Linked DNA regions of Homo sapiens: all the other regions are linked to region 1. The links are chromatin contacts, found by Hi-C or POLR2A ChIA-PET in ENCODE. All regions are on one chromosome and are shown on one strand. The core of a region is the stretch at or near the end of the contact, and the rest is flanking DNA. Distances in the headings are between cores, read along the strand shown.

Region 1 (4,025 bases), core at 1,461-3,960:
TCAGTGGACAAATAGTCTTTTTAACAAATGGTGCTAGAACAATTAGAAATTCATACGCAACAGAAAGAATGTCAATCCATTCTTGCACCATATGAAAATAATGATCTAAATATGTATTATCCCAGCCTGGCCAACATGGTGAAACTCCATCTCTACAAAAAAAAAAAAAAAATAATAGCCAGGCGTGGTGGTGGGCACCTATCATCCTAGCTACTTGGGAGGCTGAGGCAGGACAATCACTTGAACCCGGGAGGCGAAAGTTGCAGTGAGCTGAGATTGTGCCACTGTACTCCAGCATGGGCAACAGAGCGAGACTTTGTCTCAAAAAAAAAAAAAACAATTATTACAGACTTAAATATATTATCTAAAGTGATTAATCTTCTAAAAGAAAATATGGTAGAAAATCTTTGTGATCTTGGGTTAAGCAGAAATTTATTAGATATTATACAATACTAAAAAGCATAATTCCTCAAAGAACAAACAGATTAAATAGACTTAATGAAAATTATAAACTCCTTTTTTTTTTTTTTGAGACAGAGTCTCGCTCTGTCACCCAGGCTGGAGTGCAATGGCACAATCTCTGCTCACTGCAGGTTCTGCCTCCCAGGCTCAAGTGATTCTTCTGCCACAGCCTCCCGAATAGCTGGGATTACAGACGTGCGCCATCACGCCCAGCTAATTTTTGTATTTTTAGTAGAGATGGGGTTTCACCATATTGGCCAGGCAGGTCTCAAACTCCTGGCCTCAGGTGATCTGCGTGCCTTGGCCTCCCAAAGTGCTGGGATTACAGATGTGAGCTGCCACACCGGTAAACTTCTCCTTTTTGAAAGACACTCTTAAAATAAAGAAAATCAGCCAGGCATGGTGGCTCACACCTGTAATCCCAGCACTTTGGGAGGCCGAGGCAGGCAGACCACTTGAGGTCAGGAGTTCAAGACCAGCCCGGCCAACATGGTGAAATGCCGTCTCTACTAAAGATACAAAAATTGGCCAGGAGTGTTGGCGGGTGGCTGCCATCCCAGCTACTCGGGAGGCTGAGGCAGGAGAATCACCTGAACCTGGGAGGCAGAGGTTGCAGTGAGCTGAGATTGGGCCACTGCACTCCAGCCTGGGTGGAAAAAAAAAAAAAAGAAAAGAAAATATAACCCATAGAATGGAAGAAAGGGTAATCTGATAAAAGATTTATATCTAGATATATTTATATCTAGAATACACATTTATACTCAGAATACATAATTTGGATTAAAACAATCCATTTTTGTAAGTGGGCAAAATGCTTTATTTTATTTTATTTTTTTGAGACAGAGTCTCACTTTGTCACACAGGCTGGAGTGTAGTGGCTCGATCTCGGCTCACTGCAACTTCTTCCTCCTGGGCTAAACTGATCCTCCCACCTCAGCCTCCCTAGTAGCTGGGACTACAGGTGCATACCACCACCAAGTCCAGCTAATTTTTGTATTTTGAGTAGAGATAGAGCTTTGCCATGTTAGCCAGGCCTGTCTCAAACTCCTGACCTTAAGTGATCCGCCCGCCTCGGCCTCCCAAAGTTCTGGGATTACAGGCATGAGTCGCTGTGCCTGGCTTTATTTTATTTTTAATTAACATGGAATAATGTACATATTTATAGGTACGACGTGACATTTTGATATCTGTATACAATGTGTAATGATTAAATCAGGTTCATTAGTGTATCTATTACTTCAAAACATTTATCATTTCTTTGTTTTGGAAACATTCAAAATCCACAGGGTGCCATACCTCATGCTGGTAATCCCAGCGACAGAACGAAGCTCTATGTCAAAAAAAGAGAAACATGCAAAATCTTCTCTTTTAGCTATTTGAAAATATACAATAAGTTATTGTTAACTATTGTCACCCTATAGTTCTATAGAGCACTAGAGCTTACTCTTCCTATCTATCTGTCCTTTTGTATTCCGTATCCAATCTCTATCTCCCATCCCCCACCCTTCCTAGCCCATAGTAACCACAATTCTACTCTATTTCTGTGAGCTCAACTTTTTAGCTCCCACATATGAGTGAGAACATTAGAATTCCATTGCTGTTACTGCATGCTTTTTCTCTATTCTATCTCTTTGCTCCTCCCAGGAGAGGAGATTTCCTCCTGAGCAAAGGAGGTGTGTGGGTTGGGAAGGGAAAGCAAAGTAAAGGGATAGAAAACAAAAAAGAAGATATAAATGCAGCAAAAAGTAAAAACAGAAGAGCCAAAGAATGAACACTAACAGGAGAAGAAAAGCAAGAATGAGAAAGATAGGAATGCTATTCATCTTTCTGGCTTTCTCATCTCTTTTCTTCTCTGTTGATAACATAAAAGTGTGAAGAGGCTGATTTCTTTTTCAGCAAAAGCCTTCATGGAAAACACTGGTGACTGTTTTGTTTTCAATGGCTATATGCACAATGCAAGGTTGAAGAAGGAGAAATAAATTTTCTGTAAAGAAAAACAAAAATCAGTCCTGGAGTGGGAGGTGCATGCTGAGAGATGTAAATTCAATTAATCATCACTTTTGATAAAATCCAAGTCTTCTTGCACAATAATGGGTGCTGGCCTAGAATGTTACTTCCTCTTCTGTCTTCGAGGAGAGAAAAATCTGATTTCCAAAGAAAGAGAAATTCATCATCTCTCCTGGGTCACCTTCAACAACCACAGAGCTGGTTTTCTGAAGTGATGTGTCATAAAGTCACAGTACCCTTGAAGGTAACCGGAAATCATTGTTTTCACAGGGAAAAAGGCAACCGGAAGTTACAACTTCCACTGGAGAATATAATCATATCCTCTTGCCAATGTGGCTGGAACATTCCCTGACCACTGTAGCTTTTTGATACTGTCAGTGAAGGAAATAGTGATTATAAATCTTGATGAAAGATTACAGGAGTCATTTCAGCCTTAGAGAATTGCAATATGTTCAAGTGTTTAACATAATCTTAAAATGTAATAGGAACTGTTGTCTAATTTAATCATCAGTCTTTAGCTGTCAACACAGATGCATTAAGTTGGTAAATGGCAAAGGGAAAAATAAAGAAGTGGTTGTGCACAGACGAAAGGATACTTTCATTTCCCTTAGAGCTTGGTTTAGTCAACAGTTCCAAACAGTCACACAGCAGTCTGTTTGTATGAAATTTTGCCAGTGGGAATTAAGCTGAAAAAGAGTATTTTCCCTTCAGAACTTACGAGTTTCCAACTGGGACATTTTGCATAATAGATTCACTTTTCTATTGTGAACATGTGATCTACTTATGAAATGCTTCAACAAATGAAAGCAACAACAGAAAAGGCAGGACACATCCAGTATTATCAAGCTTCAATTGCTCTAAAAATTTTTCTGCAAACTCTCCCTCTTTGTTCCTTACTCTCCTCATAGCCTTCCTCTTTTCTGTCCCACCAAACCCCAAACTAACAAGTAGCAGAGGCATTTTGACGTTGAGCCATAAAAAATAATCACTATGACACACATGGTTCCAGGCCTGCTTTCACCTTCCATCAAAGCTTTGTCTCAACAACAGCTCTTTTCCAGCCTGGAATCTTGCCTTAAATTTTCGTGTCTTTTCCTCCCCAGAAGGACAGGATGTTAATGAATCACGGTCTACTAGGAAAAGCTTTTACCTAGGCTGAGGAATGGGCTTTCAAAGAAAAACCAATAATCTCCATCAAGTCCTGGAAGCAAACTAACATTGGGTCTCCCCTCACCATTCTAACAAAGCTGTGCTCTGTCTTCATTGCTCTCTTTCTCTCTTTCTTTCTCTAATACACATGTACTCATGCACACATACCTTGTCTTTTGAGTGAAAGTCTCTCTCTTTGTGACACACAAACACACATCCACACCCAAACACCGAAACACATACCCATTGTCTATTGAGAGAAAGCCTTTGGGCTTTATTGATAATTTTGACTCTGGAAATTAAGTAACTGTATCATTTTGGCAGGGACACTCGTGGGAGTTGAAGGTCAATATGCAGCTGGCTGCATCTTACAAATTGTTTCAGTAATTTTTGTTATCTCTTCCTGG
Region 2 (3,649 bases), core at 405-2,904, 33 kb after region 1:
TTGAAGAGGTCCTTTGCTTCTGTAGAGCATGGGTTCTTGAACAGAATGGTGAAATGGTCTTTGTCATAATTGTTTGTGAGGAGTGTTGGCAGTATGTTACTAATAAAGTACCAATGCTTGCATTCTGTTTATTCTTATATTATTGTTATTATTTATTAATAATACATTGCTGTTTATTGAGTATTTATGATGTTCCAGAGACTGTGGTCAATAGCATATATCTCAGAGCTCATTTGTTTCTCAAAACAACTTCGTGAGTAGATGTAGATGTACTCTGCCACTGCTCTAGCTCCAAGGAAGATATACAGGCCCATCAAAAGTTCTCCACACCTCTCTAAACCCTCCTGGTGTCTATGACCTCACCTTCTATCATAAGAGAGGGAGCTTGTGAGTCCAAGTGGAACGTGTCACATGAGCCCTGCATGTCTTGAGGCCAGACAGACATCACTTCTGCTAGATGATGATCCAAGCTGGATGCTGAGGATGGGCTGTTCCCCTCAGACACCATCAGGCAGAAGAGCTAGTCCAGCTCCTCAGCACAGACAATGCTTCTCACTAGAATGGAAACTAGCAGTTGGACAATGCTGGCTAGGCCCACACAGCTTCCTGGTGCCAACAGCAGATGATACTCATGCTGGCCAGTGGAGGCTGGTAGACTCTTGTTCTCTACATAGATCACCTAGATCTGGATCCTCCATCCTAGGACCCAGTGTCTTTGCCTCCACCCCAGAGAAGTGGTAAAACATGCCCATACAAAGTCTAATTTCATAGGAACTAATGAGATACAAGGTATATCTCTTTTAGCACAATGCCTTGCACTCAGTAAAAGCTCAATGCATAGTAACTGTTATCATTTAATCATTGTTGCTGTTACTATTTAATTATTGTTGGTGGTAGTAATAGTAGTAGTAGTAATACTACTACTATTATATTAATATTGGTACTTCTTTCTTGTTAGTAACTCATTTTTTTGCAATTCAGGGATCTATTCTAGTCTGTGTATGAGTGTTGTGAAGAAGTTGGGATAAAGATTTGCTCTGACTAATCATGACTTCTTCCGTGCCCTCACCCCACACTACCTCCAAACATATAACGTTTCAATTATATTTTACAGCTGTGGAAACTGAGGCTCAAAGAGGTTAAGAACTGTGTCCAAGTGGATTCCTCTATTAAGACTTCTCTCATTCTCTGCATTCTTACATGCTTTCTTGGATGGGAGGGAAAGGGACAAGGGGGATATCTGGGGATGCCACATAATCCAAAGACTACTCAAGGTAGGGTGTTGGGCATGTGGACTTCTTCAGTCCTGTATGTCATGCTGAAAAACACAATTTCTGGAAATAGTAATGTGTCACTATCAAGATTGGCTCACAGGCAGTGACGTGGAGTCACTACCGGCTGAGGAACAAAAAAAGTTCAACCAAATAGCCAGTCATCTAGTCAGGAAAGACAATGACATAAGCTCCGTTTGCCTCCTCTCCAGGACCCACTTGTTTGTTTTGCTCTAAATAAACACACTTCAAAAGCCCCAAACAGTTAGAATTCTCTTAATGGTGAGAGGAAGTTGGAGTTAGGATTTGTGACAATTATCTGAAAAATGCCCCCTCAGGCTGGAAGTCTGGTCTGGACTTTGGGCTTCAGTGGTACTCCAGGGACCTTGGATCAAGTTCAGAACAATTTCCTGAGTAGGCCTGGCCCCTGAGGCCTATTCCTCATTCTGTCATTTTTACCAAGCTGTTTGCATTGCTTTCCTTTTTGGATTGGCCAAGGGCTACTTTCCTTGTCACTAAGAGCAGGGTGATAAAGTTCAGCCTTCATATTTTTAAAGTGTATCTTTCTCGTAAGGGCTGAGGGAGCTGTAGGGTGTGGCTTCCTCAAGAGTTACTAGAATGTAGAACTTAATGGCTTGGACTTGTAGGTCAGAAGACCAGGGTGTAAGTCCAGTGTCCCTCTGCCTCTCAGCTATGTGACACGGGACAAGTCATGCTACTTCTTTAAGTCTCAGTTTCCCCATCTTCCAAGTTGGAATAATAAGAGTATCCATCTTGTAGAGCAGGTGGGAAGGAGGATTCAATGAGCAAAGGTACTTAAGGTGCTTGGCACAGTGCCTGGCGTGTAGTAAAACAGGGTTGACATTGGCAGGCCCCAAATATCCAAATAGTCTGTTGTCAAAATATTTAAGAACTGACATGGTGAGGGCATGGACTAATCAGAGTGGATGCCGTTATGGCCAGTATTCATTCTGATTGGTTGATACCTGTGCTGTTTCAGCTGTTAAATATTTTGAATATCACTCCTGGTATAATTATTCAATAAATGTTAGCTGATAATTATTATGATTATTTTATACAAAATGTGTTTATTGAGATGGTTTCCCATTCATCTTGATTCAGAGTTCTTTTAGTGCTGTTTCCTTCTGAAGGAACATCCTTCTGTAAGCCTTGCTTTTACTCCGTAGGCTGGCAGAGGACAATGGAGCAGCCAACACACAAAGCTACAATTTGTGCATCGCTAAAGACCTGTAGTGATTTTATAGCATCCTGGGCATTTCACATCCATGAAGTAGGAATTGAGGCTCTGCACCACGCATTTCTTCTTGTGTTTCCTCTTCTCCTTTTCTGGAGAGGGATGAAGAAGATCCTTTGCAAGGGGTAGGTTCTTGTGGGTAGGTTGTCACCACTGGAAAGGCAACTCTGATTATTATTATTGCTGTTCTCACAAGGAAGGGAATCAGGAATTCAGGAGAGAGGGCATCCTGCACAATCTGTACCCATATATTGTATACTATATTCCTGAGTTCCCTATCCTCACTCTCTCCCTGCTGCTGGGAAGAAACAGCTTCACCATAGCACACAGCATCCATGGTCATCCACCAAATGAAGGTTATTCAGTGTTTCTCCTACAGTGAAGCAGGGGAGGAGAATCCCTCACTCCAACAGCTGAATGCTTCTAAGCATACAGAATATCATTCCCAAAAAATGATTATCTATCTTCACCAGAGGTACACTTTTTCCTACCCCTTTTTTGCTTACCAGAAAAATAATGAGATGAAGAAAACAGAAGACAGAATGAGCAAGTGGAGAAGCAAAGGTGAATCTGATGGATACTCTCAGTTGTTAGAACAGAAGCAAAAGTAATGAAACTGTGTGTTTGTTCATTAAACCCTTAGCTGGTCTGGCATAGGAAATAAGATCATTTCCTTTATCATTAGCACCAAAAAATGTGGTTTCCAAAATACAAGTCTTTTGATTCTTCCCCAAATGGTTACCCGGGTGGTCTGATTTATTGGAGTATTGAAACCATTGCTTTTGGTACTATTTCATCCTTGGACATGTGTTCTCTGAAGTACTCCAAAAGTATACACAAGCACAGGTGACACAAAATAGGTTAAAAATGCCTAAGATGCATATGAAATCTTATTTTTCCTCTGGATACTAAAAAGCATCATTTAATTTTTTCTCTGTGAGGTTGGGAGCGATAGAGACACCCATGTCCATTTCATAGAGAAGGGCAAGGAATCAAAGTAACTTTTCTATAATAGGATTTTCAAGTTATTGATGTTAAAGTTTCTATTTGAATTGTATATTTCACTATTACAGTTGAATTTATTATCCTTTGCCACGAAATTAAGCTAAAAGTCACCACTGGC
Region 3 (3,841 bases), core at 987-3,486, 49 kb after region 1:
TTTTTGAGATAGAGTCTTGTTGCTGAGGCTGGAGTGCAGTGGCTTGCTGCAACCTCCGCCTCCCCGGTTCAAGTGATTTTCCTGCCCCAGCCCCCCGAGTGGCTGGAATTACAGGGGTGTGCCACAATGCCCAGAAAATTTTTGTATTTTTAGTAGAGGCGGGGTTTCACCATTTTGGCCAGGCTGGTCTTGAACTCCTGACATCAAGTGATCTGCCCGCCTTGGCCTCCCAAAATGCTGGGATTACAGGCATGAGCCACTGCATCCGGCCAAACATTGCTAATGATTAGTGCCATAGCACACAAGGTGCCAGCTTTCTCAGTGTTGTGTAACCTATTCAGTTAAAATTAGACAGCGTGAGGGTTACACATGGGCTCTAAGTTTTTTACGTAATTCAGGGAACTAGTGAAAATGGTCTGGCACCTTGAGGTTATAAAAGGGATAGAACAACCTCCATGGGTGTCCTATTTATCATGCAGGAGTACTAACTCAAGTGATGCTGTGTTCTTTTGTCAATTGAAAGAATTAAGAAAGAAGAAGAAAGGCATTCCATCTATAAGTGGAAACGCTACTCTCACGGCATTCATGTACCAGCTATTGTCTAAGGTCTGACAGTTTCAGTGACTTATCCAGATGTTTTGTCTACATGATACCAGCCTCAGAGATATTTGCCAACATTAGTATAATTGAATACCTCATTCGGTTTTGCATCTTCTCATTTTCTTTCACCATGTTGACACCGTACTACTTCTTGTCCTCTCTCTCCCAGCTACAGGGGGATAAAGCACCAATGAACACACAATCCAGCCTCTTAACCTCTCTCCAGCACCTAGCTACTTCAAGTTAGAACTTCAAATTTGAACCAAGGAAAACAATGTTCTGTGAATCTTTTTCTCCCTGGAAAAATAGGAGAGAATGAAGTTCTTTTCTGTCTATAGTTCGCGACAGCTAGGGGATGATGAAAGTTGCATGCATTGTTTTTCATAATGTGTGATTTATTCCTTAAGAAAAAGTCACTCAGATGATTCTTGGTGCTCAAGATGTTGAAATGTTCTGACTCTTCTCTAATACAACAATAGTAAAGTGAATTCAACAGCCTACTGCTCACTTTAAAACACCGGGGTACCTCTGTGCTTCCCAGATATTATCGTTTCCCATGGCAGGTTCTAAACTGGTAGTCTGAAGCCTAGCTCTGGTCTGCAGACATGTTTTATTTGGACTCCACAGTATTTTTACAAACTTTGAGCCAAAATGTAAAAATAGGGAGATTTCACACCAAAAAAATCAGAGTCACTTCACTTTAATGAGAATATGTGACAAGACTAGACTCTCGTGTGGCATGGATCCTTCTTCGTATGACAGTGAGCAGCTGGAACTGGCTAGTGACTACCCTAAGATGCCACAGTTTCCACCGTTCCCTACCATTGACCTGACTTTGGGGCTGAGTTTTCATTTACTGATCTTGGGGCCAGTTTTCATTTACTGATCTTTGTACTTGCTATGTTATTTATCTCAAAGTAAAGAAATATTTATCTGGGCCCATGTCTTTATCACGGGAAAGATATCAGGCCAGGCACGATGACTCATGCCTGTAATCCCAGCGTGGAGACCCAGGCAGGCAGATCACTTGAGGTCAGGAGTTCGAGACCAGCCTAGGCAACATGGCGAACCCCTGTCTCTATTAAAAATATAAAAATTAGCCAGGAGTGGTGGTGCATGCTTGCAATCTCAGCTATTTGGGAGGCTGAGGCAGGGAAATCACTTGAACTCGGGAGGCGGAGGTTGCAGTGAGCCGCAATCGTGCCACTGCACTCCAGCCTGAGCAACAGAGTGAGACTTTGTCTCAAAAAAAAAAAAAAAAAAAAAAAACAAGCAAAAAGAGTAAGACAGCAAAAGATAAACTGAAAATTATATTTCAAGTAAAACAGGAGTGCACAAATTTCTTCACGGACTTGAGGAATATTCCTGCACGTTCAACATGTAAACTTTATATGTTTGTCAAAAGATTGTATGTGTTGAAAGAGAACCCAAGAACCTGGTTACTGCCTAGACCCTGAAGTCAATTGAGTAAGTGACCCTTCTTCACTTCCCAGAATTGGAACGGAGTGCCTAAATTGTGAAATAGAATGAAGATAAGTTTGCAAAACCATATGACATAGTGCATGAGATATCTGAACAGAAATGCACCTGGAACTGGAGAACCCAGAGTTGCTGTTTAGTGGGTTCATAGAGGAAGTGCCCTACAGTCTTCCTGTCTCTGCCTTTCTGAGTGAGAACCTGCTCTAGCACAGACCTCAACCAGGAAATAAACTCATATCATAGGCAGCAGCATAAAACATCTCTCTAATTCTCCCGCAGACCCATAATACAGTATCCTGAGAGAGGGTGCTCACTTCTACCTAGCTTAGAGAGCAGAGCCACAGCATTTTGCAAACAGACAGAAGACAAATCTACTTGGAATGATGAGTACAACAGCAGCCCACATCTGTACAGCACATCTGCAGGTTTTCACCTGTAAAGGAAACAAGAGACAAAGATCATGAAATTTGGGCTAGGCGCAGTGGCTCACACCTGATATCCTAGCACTTTGGGAGGCCAAGTGGGTAGATCGCTTAAGGCCAAAGTTTCGAGACCAGCCTGGGCAACATAGGTAGAGCCTGTCTCCACAAATAATAAAAAAATTTAGCCAAGTTTGGTGGTGCATGCCTGTGGTCCCAGCTACTCCAGAGGCTGAGGCAGGAGGATCGCTTGAGCCCGGGGGTTCAAGGCTGCAGTAAGCCATGATTGTACCCATTGCACTCAGCCATGATTGTACCCACTGCACTCCAGCCTGGACCACAAAGTGAGACCCCGTCTCAAAAAATAAAATAAAATAAAAATAAAATCAGACCTTTAAGTAAGTGCATAAGTAGACCTGAAAGTTGGGACATCACAGAGTAGGCAGACAGAGGACAATTAGTAGAAACTTGAAGAAGAAATATTTAGATTATGGCAGAACAGAGATGACTCTTTTGGCTAAGAACCTTTGTCTGTTCTCCAACCCTCAACAATAGTTCTTTAGCAGAAGGAATCAGAAATTGCTATAGATTGTTTATGATAGAGTGCCTGGTAAGCAGAGACTACAGTCTTCTTTCCCCTTGTTTTGGGAGGTGGAAAGGAAGGCAGAGGAAACGGCCAACATTCTTTATGTTCAGAGAAGAGTCTCTCTTCAGGTCTTCTTAGGGTCAAAAGGAGAGAGTTGTTCATTTCTCTGGCTCCTCACCGCTTACAGAGCTGTCCTCTGAGGGAAGGGTAGGGTGAAGGAGCCTTCCTGGAAGAGAAGGACTAAAAATCCTCAGCTTCTACTTTTTTTTTTTTTTTTTTTTGAGCCTGAGTATCTCTGTGTCACCCAGCCTGGAGTGCAGTGGCATGATCGTGGTTCACTGCAGCCTTGAAATCCTGGGCTCAAGCAATCTTACTGCCTCAGCTTCCCTTGTGAGGGAGTGCAAGTAGATGGGATTAAGTGTGCAAGTAGCTGGGACTACAGGCACATACCACCACACGTGATTAATTTTTTTTTTTTTTTTTAAGATGAAGTCTCACTCTGTCACCAAGCTGGGAGTACAGTGGTGTGATCTCGGCTCACTGCAGCCTCTGCCTCCCAGGTTTATGCAATTCTCCTGCCTCAGCCTCCTGAGTAGTTGGGATTACAGGTGTGCACTGACACGCCCAACAAATTTTTGTATTTTTAGTAGAGATGGGGTTTCACCATGTTGCCCAGGCTGGTCTTGAACTCCTGACCTCATGACTAATTTTTAAATTTTTTGCAGAGATGGCAGTCTTACTATGTTGCTCAGGCTGG

What was found. Hi-C counts contacts between places; a loop is a spot of excess contacts on that map. ChIA-PET counts read pairs that join two places held with the same protein, here RNA polymerase II (POLR2A). Pooled maps may share reads with other maps.
Region 2: a map of endothelial cell of umbilical vein shows a loop between it and region 1 (4-fold over the local background). The contact joins two enhancer-like sites. A Hi-C loop is called at or near these places in 8 of 168 maps with a recorded cell type or tissue (CD14-positive monocyte, CD4-positive, alpha-beta memory T cell, ascending aorta and 5 more), 6 of 37 single-sample maps with no recorded cell type and 16 of 50 pooled maps. POLR2A ChIA-PET finds 5 or more read pairs at or near these places in 11 of 52 experiments (CD4-positive, alpha-beta memory T cell, CD8-positive, alpha-beta memory T cell, Panc1 and 5 more).
Region 3: a map of CD14-positive monocyte shows a loop between it and region 1 (3-fold over the local background). The contact joins two enhancer-like sites. A Hi-C loop is called at or near these places in 9 of 168 maps with a recorded cell type or tissue (CD14-positive monocyte, CD4-positive, alpha-beta memory T cell, Calu3 and 6 more), 7 of 37 single-sample maps with no recorded cell type and 16 of 50 pooled maps. POLR2A ChIA-PET finds 5 or more read pairs at or near these places in 8 of 52 experiments (CD4-positive, alpha-beta memory T cell, CD8-positive, alpha-beta memory T cell, activated CD4-positive, alpha-beta memory T cell and 2 more).

The regions. Positions count from the first base shown.
Region 1 is chr3:27,587,971-27,591,995 of GRCh38, forward strand. No RefSeq gene overlaps it. Among named protein-coding and RNA genes, the nearest start is that of SLC4A7, 110 kb to the left of the region's middle. Within about 2 kb of position 2,711, at least 8 of the 41 ENCODE cell types and tissues checked have a DNase peak (open chromatin) inside an H3K27ac peak, as active enhancers do; they include endothelial cell of umbilical vein, where a contact is called at or near this core.
Region 2 is chr3:27,621,802-27,625,450 of GRCh38, forward strand. It overlaps the pseudogene RPS27P11. Among named protein-coding and RNA genes, the nearest start is that of LINC02084, 89 kb to the right of the region's middle. Within about 2 kb of position 1,655, at least 6 of the 41 ENCODE cell types and tissues checked have a DNase peak (open chromatin) inside an H3K27ac peak, as active enhancers do; they include endothelial cell of umbilical vein, where a contact is called at or near this core.
Region 3 is chr3:27,637,240-27,641,080 of GRCh38, forward strand. LOC124906221 (a long non-coding RNA gene) reads left to right here. Exons shown (of 2, transcript XR_007095850.1): 1 at 1-2,067. Among named protein-coding and RNA genes, the nearest start is that of LINC02084, 74 kb to the right of the region's middle. RefSeq lists an enhancer at 203-805. Within about 2 kb of position 2,237, at least 4 of the 41 ENCODE cell types and tissues checked have a DNase peak (open chromatin) inside an H3K27ac peak, as active enhancers do.